2 separate regions of the Mus musculus genome follow, and region 2 is linked to region 1. Evidence: chromatin loops called from intact Hi-C (ENCODE). Cell type or tissue: left cerebral cortex. All regions are shown on one strand.

The links. A loop is a pair of places that touch in the nucleus more often than their neighbours do. Peaks named below come from ENCODE experiments on the same cell type or tissue, not always from the same donor. Only the 100,000 strongest peaks of a DNase experiment are listed, where the experiment ranks them.
Region 2: a loop joins it to region 1, with 5 times the contacts of the local background. A loop is called at or near these places in 1 of 42 quality-filtered maps.

Annotation. Positions count from the first base shown.
Region 1 is chr11:101,422,768-101,427,767 of GRCm38, reverse strand. Ptges3l (prostaglandin E synthase 3 like) reads left to right here and starts at 2,440. Exons shown (of 7, transcript NM_001357574.1): 1 at 2,440-3,152; 2 at 3,500-3,613; 3 at 3,725-3,791; 4 at 3,890-3,988. The coding sequence starts at 3,145. It overlaps Rundc1 (RUN domain containing 1), which reads right to left and starts at 2,683. Exons shown (of 5, transcript NM_172566.4): 1 at 2,158-2,683. The coding sequence starts at 2,664. In left cerebral cortex, a CTCF peak has its summit at 2,683; DNase peaks (open chromatin) are centred at 2,217, 2,727, 3,008 and 3,411; H3K4me3 peaks cover 2,758 bases; H3K27ac peaks cover 1,856 bases.
Region 2 is chr11:101,550,951-101,555,950 of GRCm38, reverse strand. Brca1 (breast cancer 1, early onset) reads left to right here and starts at 3,996. Exons shown (of 23, transcript NM_009764.3): 1 at 3,996-4,182. It overlaps Nbr1 (NBR1, autophagy cargo receptor), which reads right to left and starts at 3,297. Exons shown (of 24, transcript NM_008676.3): 1 at 2,996-3,297; 2 at 1,853-1,963; 3 at 76-141. In left cerebral cortex, CTCF peaks have their summits at 3,008 and 4,050; DNase peaks (open chromatin) are centred at 3,254, 3,652 and 3,887; H3K4me3 peaks cover 2,632 bases; H3K27ac peaks cover 1,620 bases.

The DNA of each region.
Region 1 (5,000 bases):
TTTCCTTAAAAAAAAAATCTTTACATTTTTATTTTATGTTCCTGGATGACTTGCCCACACGTATGTCTGTGCACTACAGGAGTGTCTGGTGCCCACAGAGCCTAGAAGAGGGTCCCCAATCATTTGAACAGCATGTATAGACAGTTGTGAGCTGCTGTGTAGATACTGGGAATCAACCCTGGGTCCTCTGCAAGAGCAGCCTGCTCTGATCCACTGAACCATCTCTCCAGACCTCATTACATATTTCTTTTATGTTTTTTGAACTAAATTAGGTATAGAACAACAAACTCCAAATAATGAACTGGAGGAAATTGTCTAACTACCCAAAAGAGAAAGAAACAAAAACATAGTCTATCTTTGTCATTCCTTTGTGAAGCCAATGAAGAAAGAAACCAGCTATAAATCCTGATTTGTTTCCATGACTACACCTGCCAAGTCTGTCACTCGCTGTCATCGTTACAGCATATTTGCTGGAATTAATCAAACAAGTTTATCAGCAAGACCAAATAAGTTCTGGGGCAAGGCAGGAAATAATATGTTTAATGTCCAGTACACATTGAGATAAAGTTGAAGGTAATTGGGAGAGACTGGTGAGATAGCTAACTTGGTAGTGTGCCTGCCTCGAGTGTACTAGGTTCTGGGTTCAAACCCAAGCACTGACTAACTCCGGTTGGTCCACCTGCCTATAATCTCAGTATCCAGAAGATGGAGGTGGGATGAGGAGAAATTCAAGGTTAGGAACACCAAGCCTGATGGCTTGTGCTTGATGTCTCGAACTCACATTCTAAGGAGAGAACTAACTCCTAAAAGCTGTCCTCTGACCTCCACAAGTAGGCTGTGACACCAGCACTGTGCTCCTACACACACACACACACACACACACACACACACTAAAACCCAAAAAAACTTCAAGATGATTCTATAGCAAGTTCTGGGTCAGAGAGCCTGTCTTTTAAAAAAAATCAATAATAATAATTTTCAAGAGCTGAGGACATAGCTTAATTGGTGACAGAGTGCTTGTCTACAACATGCAACTTCCTGGGTGCCACCCCCAAGACTGTTCCCTTTGCCCCCCCCAAAGCAGAAAAAATATATCATTTTGCCCAAAGAATGTACTTAACAATACAGCTGCTTAATTGGCAGAGCGAGGACAATTTTTTTATGTCATTACCTTGACAATTTTTTCTGAAAGTGACAATAAAAAATAGAGACAGTACCATCTCTGCCCAGGACCTTCCATGGCATTCAATACTGGACAGGGCCTGGCCACTTTTTAAGTCTGTTGACTTGTGGTTGACTGCTCCTTGTGCAAGGGTATATGGGTATGAGAAGGAAGGAACTGGAAACACTTCAGATCAGCATAAGTCACTATCTCCTACCAATAAGTTTTCTTGGCTAAACCATTTTGAGTGGGAAGAAAGCCACATGTGGACTGCAATCTGCACAACAGGAAGCGGAAAAGGCGGCCTGTCTCAAAACTTCCAGCTTCCAGACGTTCAAAGTTTGTAAGGAATCTTCCCGCGTTGTGGTTTACAGAATTTCCTTGCTTCTTCGGTGTACTGAAGAACGCACTGGTCAGTCAGAAGGCCCCGTTCAGAGAACCCCGTTATTAACCAGGATGGCAGAGCAGTCTGAAAACACTGTCAGGACATCCTTATAGTCAGGTGTGTTTCTTTCCACTGCCAAGGGATGGTGTCTGTTCACCAAAGCCGTCACTGAGATAAGACAGCATAAAGATCACAGCCTATCTATATGCCAAAAAAAGCACGGGGCATTAATTTCAATTTCCATGGATTCCAATTCACTTCCCTTTCACTTAACACTTCTCCCGTTCCCAATGTTCATTCTATCAATAAGTGCTCAGGGTATATACTTCAGGGTAGAGAGAGTGACACAAATACACACTCAAGTACCTCAAAGTCGACAGAGGCAGCACGGCTTCCATTACCAACTGCCTTTTCAATACTCTTTAAGGCTCGCCATATGTCTTTCTGCATCTTCCTGACTCTTCTCTCTATCTTGCATACACGTGCCTATAGTACTTCCAGCTCGGTCGCTCCTCACCCTTTCTACCTCGGTCCGTGTCAGCATCACCACCCACAAACTCCCCGCCTGCATCATCTTCATCCGCATCCGGAACTAGCGGCAGACACTCACCTGGTCCTCACCCCGCACCCGTGGCCGGTCCCCCGGCAGCACATCGCTTTCGTCACCGCCACAAGGGTCTGCCAGCCCCTCGTAACCCAGGACGTGAGGACAGCCGCGGAAGGCAAAGTCTTCGAGCTCGCGCAGGAGACGCTGCTGCTCCGCCGGCGCCCCGCGCACTACCTGGCGCAGACGGAACTGCACCTGCGCGAAGTGCGAGGACAGCGCGAGCAGGGCCGAATCCAGCTGCCGCCGCTCGGCTTCCAGCCGCCTCAGCGTGCGGACAGTCGCGTCGGATGGAGAGCCCGGAGCCGCTCCAGGCTCTTCGGCTGCCGCCGCCTCCGAGAACGTCGCCGCCCCAGGACCGGCCTCGGCCACTGCCCCCACGGGAGCCCAGCGCACAGTCTCGCATGGTGGCAGCGACTCCTCCTCCTCTTCTTCTTCTTCCTCGTCCTTCGCCTTAGGCCCGACAGCGGTCACCACAGTTCCTAGCTCCGTAGCCACTTCCACCGTCGCCATCTTCCCGGAAACGCCGCCCGCACGTCAGTGGCGCCCCCTTGCTGCCATGGCAACGGGCTCTGGCAGGGAAGCCTGGACGAGTGGTGGGCGGGTCTTGCACTCCTCCAATCTCGGGAGGGCCCGCCCCCTCGGGACTTTAATGCATTTTGTGAATTAGACACTTTGAGTTGGAGGAACAAGTGAATGAAACCGAGAACAAGTAACTTCCTGCATATAGGGGCTAGAGTAGCCCTTTCCCTGGATAGAGAGTAGATATTGTATTTCTGATATGTTTATTTCTGGAGACCCCGAGATGTAGAAAACGCTCCCGGTGTCCTTCTGGAGTCCAAATCACTCTTGCTGTCAAGCCAACTTTCTTTCCCTCCCTCGCAACCCTTCCTCCTACCATATAAGGAGAGGCAGCTGCTAGGAGCCTCCTAGAATCTAAAGATAGAGGCCTTTTCTTGGGACTCCAAAAGCCACGGGGCAGCTGGAGTCACCATGGAACGGTGAGTTTCAGGCCGCCATCATACAGGTCCTACATATTCCCCTGTCCGTTTTCCTGCAGATTTCCTCTCCCACATTTGTAGAAGCCGCTGAGTCTGCCCACCAGCACCCCAGACTCCACGTCTCTGTGACTGTGGGTGAGAGGGGGTGGTGAGATCTGAACGTATTTTCTAACTCCTTACTTCCCTTGGCTCTCTGGGTTTATTCTCGCCACCTCTGCCCACTCCCACTACTCCCCTCTGTCTGGTTCAGTGGCACCACGTACGACTCTACTGTCTCCTCCCTCCACCTTTCCATATTGCCTTCAGTCTTGCCCACCCCTACCAAGCCCCACCTCCAACCTCTTCAGGCAGCCTGCCCGGACTCTGTGGTACGACAGACCCAAATATGTTTTCATGGAGTTTTGCGTTGAGGACAGCACCGACGTCAGTGTGCTCATTGAGGACCACCGCGTCGTGTTCAGGTAGTAGTCTTCCCCTGTGGACTGGCCTGGGGTCTCAAGAACCGTTCCTATCCTCCTGGTGTCTCAAGAACTTATCCTGTCACTTCCTATGTCTCTTTACTGTAACTTTAGCTGCAGGAATGGTGATGGAGTGGAGCTGTATAACGAGATTGAATTCTATGCCAAGGTGAACTCCAAGGTGAGGGCAGGGTAAGGATAGTCATATCTGAACAAGAAAGGCTGGCCAAGCAAGGAGACTGGAAGTTTATCCTAAAAATAAGGCTATCTGTCTGACAGGACTCCCAGGATAAGCGTTCTGGTCGCTCCATTACTTGCTTTGTGAGGAAATGGAAGGAGAAGGTGGCCTGGCCTAGGCTCACAAAGGAGGATATAAAGGTGAGTGTGTGTGCAGGAGTGGTCTACTCCTGTGCTCTCCCTTCATCTGAGCATTCTCTCTGTGCACCCAAGCATCAGAGTTATATCTGGAGCTGTGTTTGGCTTCTTTCCAGTCACTATTTTAGGGAGTCCTCTGGGTCGTGTGTATTTGATATTCTATTTATTCTGAAATCTATATATTTCCTCCTAGTCTAGACAGCAACCACCAGGGTTTGTTGGGGGAAGTAGGTTTTTGTCTGTTCGCTTTTGTTTTTGAGTCAAGCTCTTTTGTTGTTGCTCAGGCTGGCCTTGAACTTGCCATCCCTCTGCCTCAGCCTCCTGAACATTGATATTGCAAGCATGTGTATGACATTACAGGTATTATTATCGTTGCCTATTTTCTGTCTCATTTCTTTTTTGTTTGTTTGTTTTAAAGATTTATTTTATTTATATGAGTACACTGTAGCTGTCTTCATAAACACCAGAAGAGGGCATCTGATCTCATTACAGATGGTTGTGAACCACCATGTGGTTACGGGGAATTGAACTCAGGACCTTCAAAAGAGCAGCCAGTGCTCTTAACCGCTGAGCCATCTCTCCAGCCCTTCTGTCTCATTTCTTAGCCACTCTTTCCATCGCTTTCAGTGGGCTCTGTTAAACATAACCTTGACTTTGTCTTTCTCACACTTAAGACCCTTTGATAGCAGCTACTCCTCTAAAAGCTGAAAGTTGGCCATCTGCTAACTGAATCTTGATTTTACATTTATTTAGTAGGGTTTTTTTTCACAGTTAAAAATTATTCTGGACATATGACTGTTAAGAGCACTGGTTGCTCTTGTAGAACCTAAGTTCAATGGGCAGTTCCCACTGTGGTGGCCCACAACCATCTGTAACTTGAGTTCGAAGAGAGCTAACACCTTCTTCTGTCTTCATGGGCACATGGTACACACAGATACATTCAGGCAAAACATTCATACACATAAGATAAAATAAATAATTCTTAAAAATTATATTGACTGGCTATTGACATTTG
Region 2 (5,000 bases), 130 kb before region 1:
GATCTGCACTTATGTTATAGCTACCACTTATATAGAACTTCTATGTTAGAGAGAAAAGCCAAGTTGGGCACACACCTGTAGTCCCAGTTACTCAGAAGTTGATGCAGGATGGTAATGGAAGTCCAAGAGTTCTAGGTCAGCCTAGGAAACAATGAGATCCTATCTTTAGGATTAAAGAGGTGGGCTGTGGGGAGGGTAAACGGCTGTTGAACGAGTTTAAATTTTATCCACATCAACAAAAACCCCCTTCACATGTTTTAGGTCTCTAAGATTTTTCACTGCCTATTTCAGTGCTTGGATAGTTGAGCATCTGTAGCGTAATCCAGCAAGGTGGATTAACACAGACAAGGGCTCTGCCTTGGGGAGTACAAATAGACGGAATTTCCAATTTTAGGTAAGGAGGTCAAGAATAGCCTGGGTTACAGAATGAACACTAAGTCTCCAGAAAATAAGCAAGCAAACAAACCAACACCAAAACAAAGCAGCAACAACAACAACAATCTACCAGAACCTCTTACAATCACTTATGGGGAATTTTAAAGGTATATAAAAGTAAAGAAAGGAACTTGCTGAGTCCTTTTGGACCTATCAGCTAGCTTCCACAATATCCAACTGGGAGCTAATTTAGTTATCCAGTATTCCTTCCTTTCAGTTGTGTGTGGGGGGCTGCAAATGGAATACAGATGTCTAGACGATAGGGAATCACTCTACCACTGAGCTACACCCTTGTCTCATGACAATGTCTCTCTTGACAAAATATTCATCCTTTCATTCGTAAATATTTATGAGAAAAAAAATGTAAAACCCACCATTATCACACCTAAGAAGCTGGTAATTCTTTAATCACTTATCTATTATTAAAGTCGGTTTGACTTTAATGAAGGACTTTGCTTACTGATGATCTGTGACTTTAGGGGAAAAGGTAGTTTAAGTTGTTTAACGCTACAAGTAAACTCACTGGCATTAAAAAAAAAAAGGTCACCTCTTAAAATATTCAGCACATTTTTAAATCTGCATCTAGAAAGGGCCAGATTCTGCTCCACACACAAGAGGCAAACAAGATTAAGTCCTAGACTTTTCCAATGTCACAGGAAGGGAGGCCATGGGGCGGGAAGACTCAGGGTTCCAGACACAGTTCCACCACAGACTAGTCATAGAGCTGTGAGAAACACTATCTCTGAGCTTCAACTGTTTAATCTATAAAAACAATACTATTTTGATGACCTTAACAGTGTTACCAAAGGAATTTAATAAAATTATGGCCTAGGAGATTGGGAATAAGGCCGAACCAGTCAATTATGTGCATAGCTGTGGGGTTCATTTCTAGCACCACAAAGTGTATAAATTCTTATCAACAGAAACAATTCTTTATTTCACTAAGATAGCTTCTAGTTTATTATTTACTAATTTTTGAAGGAGACATACTCTCACTCCGCAGCCCATGCTGGCCTGGCAATTGCTATAGATTTGCCTGCTTCTGCCTTCAGAGTGTTGTACTATGGATACAACTGTCATTTTAAGAGCCTGTAGGGCTGGAGAGATGGCTCAGCCTCCCCCCCCCCCCGACCCCCCCAAAGAACCCAGTTCAATTCCCAGCACCCGTGCAGCAGCTTCCAACTGTCTGTAATTCCAATTCCAGGGGAATCTAACACCCTCCTACAGACATACAAAAACACCAACGGTTTCAAAATAAATAATTGAAACAAAAGAACCTTGTATTCTTAATTCTGACTATTTTATATACTCAATTATTCATTTTTTCCCATCACTTGTCTTTATCTAGAATTGACTTCGATGCCAAGCTAATGCTAATCTCTAGCACCCACCCTGCTGACAACCAGCATGCATTTACCTGAAATGCAATTCTTCCTTCTTAGGAGCTGTAAAATTTAGGCAGACGCTGGCTCATCAACTCCCCAGCAACTCCCCAGCACGTTCAAGTTGGTTGGTTTGTTTGTTTTTTCTTTAAACCAGAAAAACAAAGTGACCAAAATGTAAAAATTGTGAAACACACTTTCCAACTTCAAGAAATACTCTTCCACTCTTTTCTGTCTGGAAGGAAACTATTCTTCCCCGTTCTGAAATTACACAAGTGGGAATTAGTTTCCATACTTTGGAGCAACCAGCTGTTCTGCCCATGGGAGAAAACAGGAAGTAGGCGGTTCTAGTTTAGCTGGCCAATATACAGGTCTTCATAAAGGGCTTACGTGTGAAAATTCTTTCAGCCAGAGCAATCATCTTGAACTTGTGAAAATATCAAAAGTACAGTTAACCACATCTATACCTGAAGGTTTACCTCCAGCAGTCAGGTAGCTGGGCCTAAGCCTGCACTTTCCTAAATGGCACTGTAAACTCATACCTATTGACTCACGTTCATGTGGCTAAGTCAGCTTTTCCTCACGTGATTATTTTTCAACCCCGACAAATAATTTTAATAAAGCCAATTTGGGAATCTGAACTTCATTTTCTATACCAGAAGCTGGCACAAGCAACCTGAGTTTTAAAATGTGTCATCTGAAAGGTGGGTGTTTGACATAACGGGAAAAACGATGCCTTTCTAATTTGGAAGGTCCTAGCTCAAGATATCTTCCTTCAATAGAGCCTTAAAAATAGGAAAGGGACAGAATGAGGAAGATGTATGTCCTTTCTTGTCGCAGACTTAATCCCAGTCTTCCAGTAATGGTTTCCCGGAACTCCATGTCCCCAGGACAGTGAGTGTCACCACCATCGAAGCCCTCTTTATGTTCTGGGGGGGATCGAGACCTTTTCTTAGCAGAAACTGGCCCTTCTAAGCCATGAACTGTCTCCCTCAGGCAGTATCCACCCCCCACTATCGATGACAACCCAAGCGACTCCCTCATCTGGTCACTGAAAAGACTGGCTGCCCCTGAACACGGAAAGTCACTCCTCTTTGCAAGATTTTCCCCTTGAACTTCCCCGAGCACTCTAAGAACGGCGTGCCCCTACTTCTAGGTAACAGTGGTAGCTTCCTTACCAGCTTTCCGCCCACGGGGGGCGCTTGCCAGTGGCCAGTGCAAGGACCGTTCGCGGCCAGCTCGCCTGCTATCCCTGCGGGGTGAATCTAACATGGCGGACAGAGACCGGGCCTAGTCCCATGTTTCCCGGAGTTTTCCACAAGATGATTGGCTCTTTCTATCTGCCCCTCAAAATAACCTCTCTACCGATTGGTCAGTGCTGCGTTGGCAAGGGAGGGACAGAAGCTCTCTGAACCGCATAACAATAACAAACACCCAGGCCGAGGGGCGGAACTAGCGCGCAGAAGTCAGCTGGTTGGATTTCCCTTTCCCAAGCCGATTGGCCACCCTCTGCTTTTCCCAGGTCACTGACATTGGCGGACTAGTTACCCGAGAATCGCGGGGCTGGACGGGAATTGTAGTCTTCCTGGAACCCACAGCTCCTTTTAGTCTATTTTCTGTGCACAAAACACGAACACAGAACGCTGCGATTCATAGCAGCTAAGACGCATAACTGCGAGGAGGTCTCCGCTGTACCGACTGGGTTCCTGTGGTACTCGTGCCTGCTTCCGGTGTGAGAAGCTCTTTTCCCGTAAGACTACACTTTCCAAGAGATGCTGTGGAGAAGGCCTTTCGTTCCGCAATGCATGCTGGAATTGGTAGTTCTTCTTACACAAGTCTCTTATTTACCGAAACTGGAGACTTCCATGGCAGGAAGGCTGAGGGAGGGATGAGACCTCGTTTTGCAACTGCTTTGGGCACTACCTTGCGCTCATATTCCGGCCTCAGGGAGCGATTCCCACCCTTTGTACAGAACTACTGTGACGTAATAAGCAGGCGTAGATGCGAAGGGGCTGCCTAAGAGAAACCTCGAAATTCTTTCTCTTCCGTCTCTTTCTAGTGACGACATACAGGAAAAAAAAAGACTAGGTAGCCAATCGCAAACCCAGAAACAGTTTCAGCACCCCCCCCCCCCAACTCGCTCCTCCCTTCCCTTCCGCTGACGTGTCTGGATCTTGTGTTCCGAAAGGCTAGCGCTAGGCGCCAAGCGGCCGGTTTCCTTGGCGACGGAGAGCGCGGGAATTTTAGATAGATTGTAATTGCGGCTGCGCGGCCGCTGCCCGTGCAGCCAGAGGATCCAGCACCTCTCTTGGGGCTTCTCCGTCCTCGGCGCTTGGAAGTACGGATCTTTTTTCTCGGAGAAAAGGTGAGACAGCCCTGAGGAACAGAAAGGGTACCCCGGAATACTCATATGAAAGGCAGGAAGCTGCTGGTGGAGACGGGTGTTTACTGATTAGGAAAGTACCTGGGGCGGAACCAAAGGGTCCCAGACGTTTTCAAACAGGACTCTTGGGAAGGGTGCAGTTTGTGCATTCCCGGGGGCAGCTGTGAGGAAGAGGGCAAAGGATCTACGAGGGGGAGTTCTGGCTGTAATCGTATCTTGAAGGTTGTATACGGATGCGGGCTAAAGGATGAGAGGAAAGGCGGGCAGAAGTGTGGCAGGGAAGAGGGGGGAAAAACGGAGTTTGTGGAGGGAAACTCCTGAAGAACTAGACCCGAGTACATTTCACAGAAGGTTCTAGAAGGGAAGTACATAAGGGAATGGCAATAGTAATGAATGCTGTTGGCAGAGAAGACGTGTTTAAAGAGAGCCTTAACAGGGAAACATCCAGAAGAGGTAGGGTGGAGACGCTTTAGCAGTTTTTAAGTGTTCCTTTTGGCGACTTTTAAAATAATATGTGTGCTTCTTTTTTGTTTGGTTGGTTAGCGTTTATGTTGGTGGTTTGGTTTGGTTTGGTTTTGGCTTTTGTGTAGCCTTGGCTGTCCTGGAACTAGCTCTATAGACCAGGCTGGCCTCGAATTCACAGAGATCCACCTGCCTCTGCCTCCTGAATGCTGGGTAGTTGATTAGTTTTGAGACAGAGTCTAGTCTCATTTATATTAGCTCTGGCTGGCTTGGAGCTGTGTATAATAGAACAGGCTGGTCTTAAACACTCCTCCACCTGCCCCTGTCTCTGGGGAGGA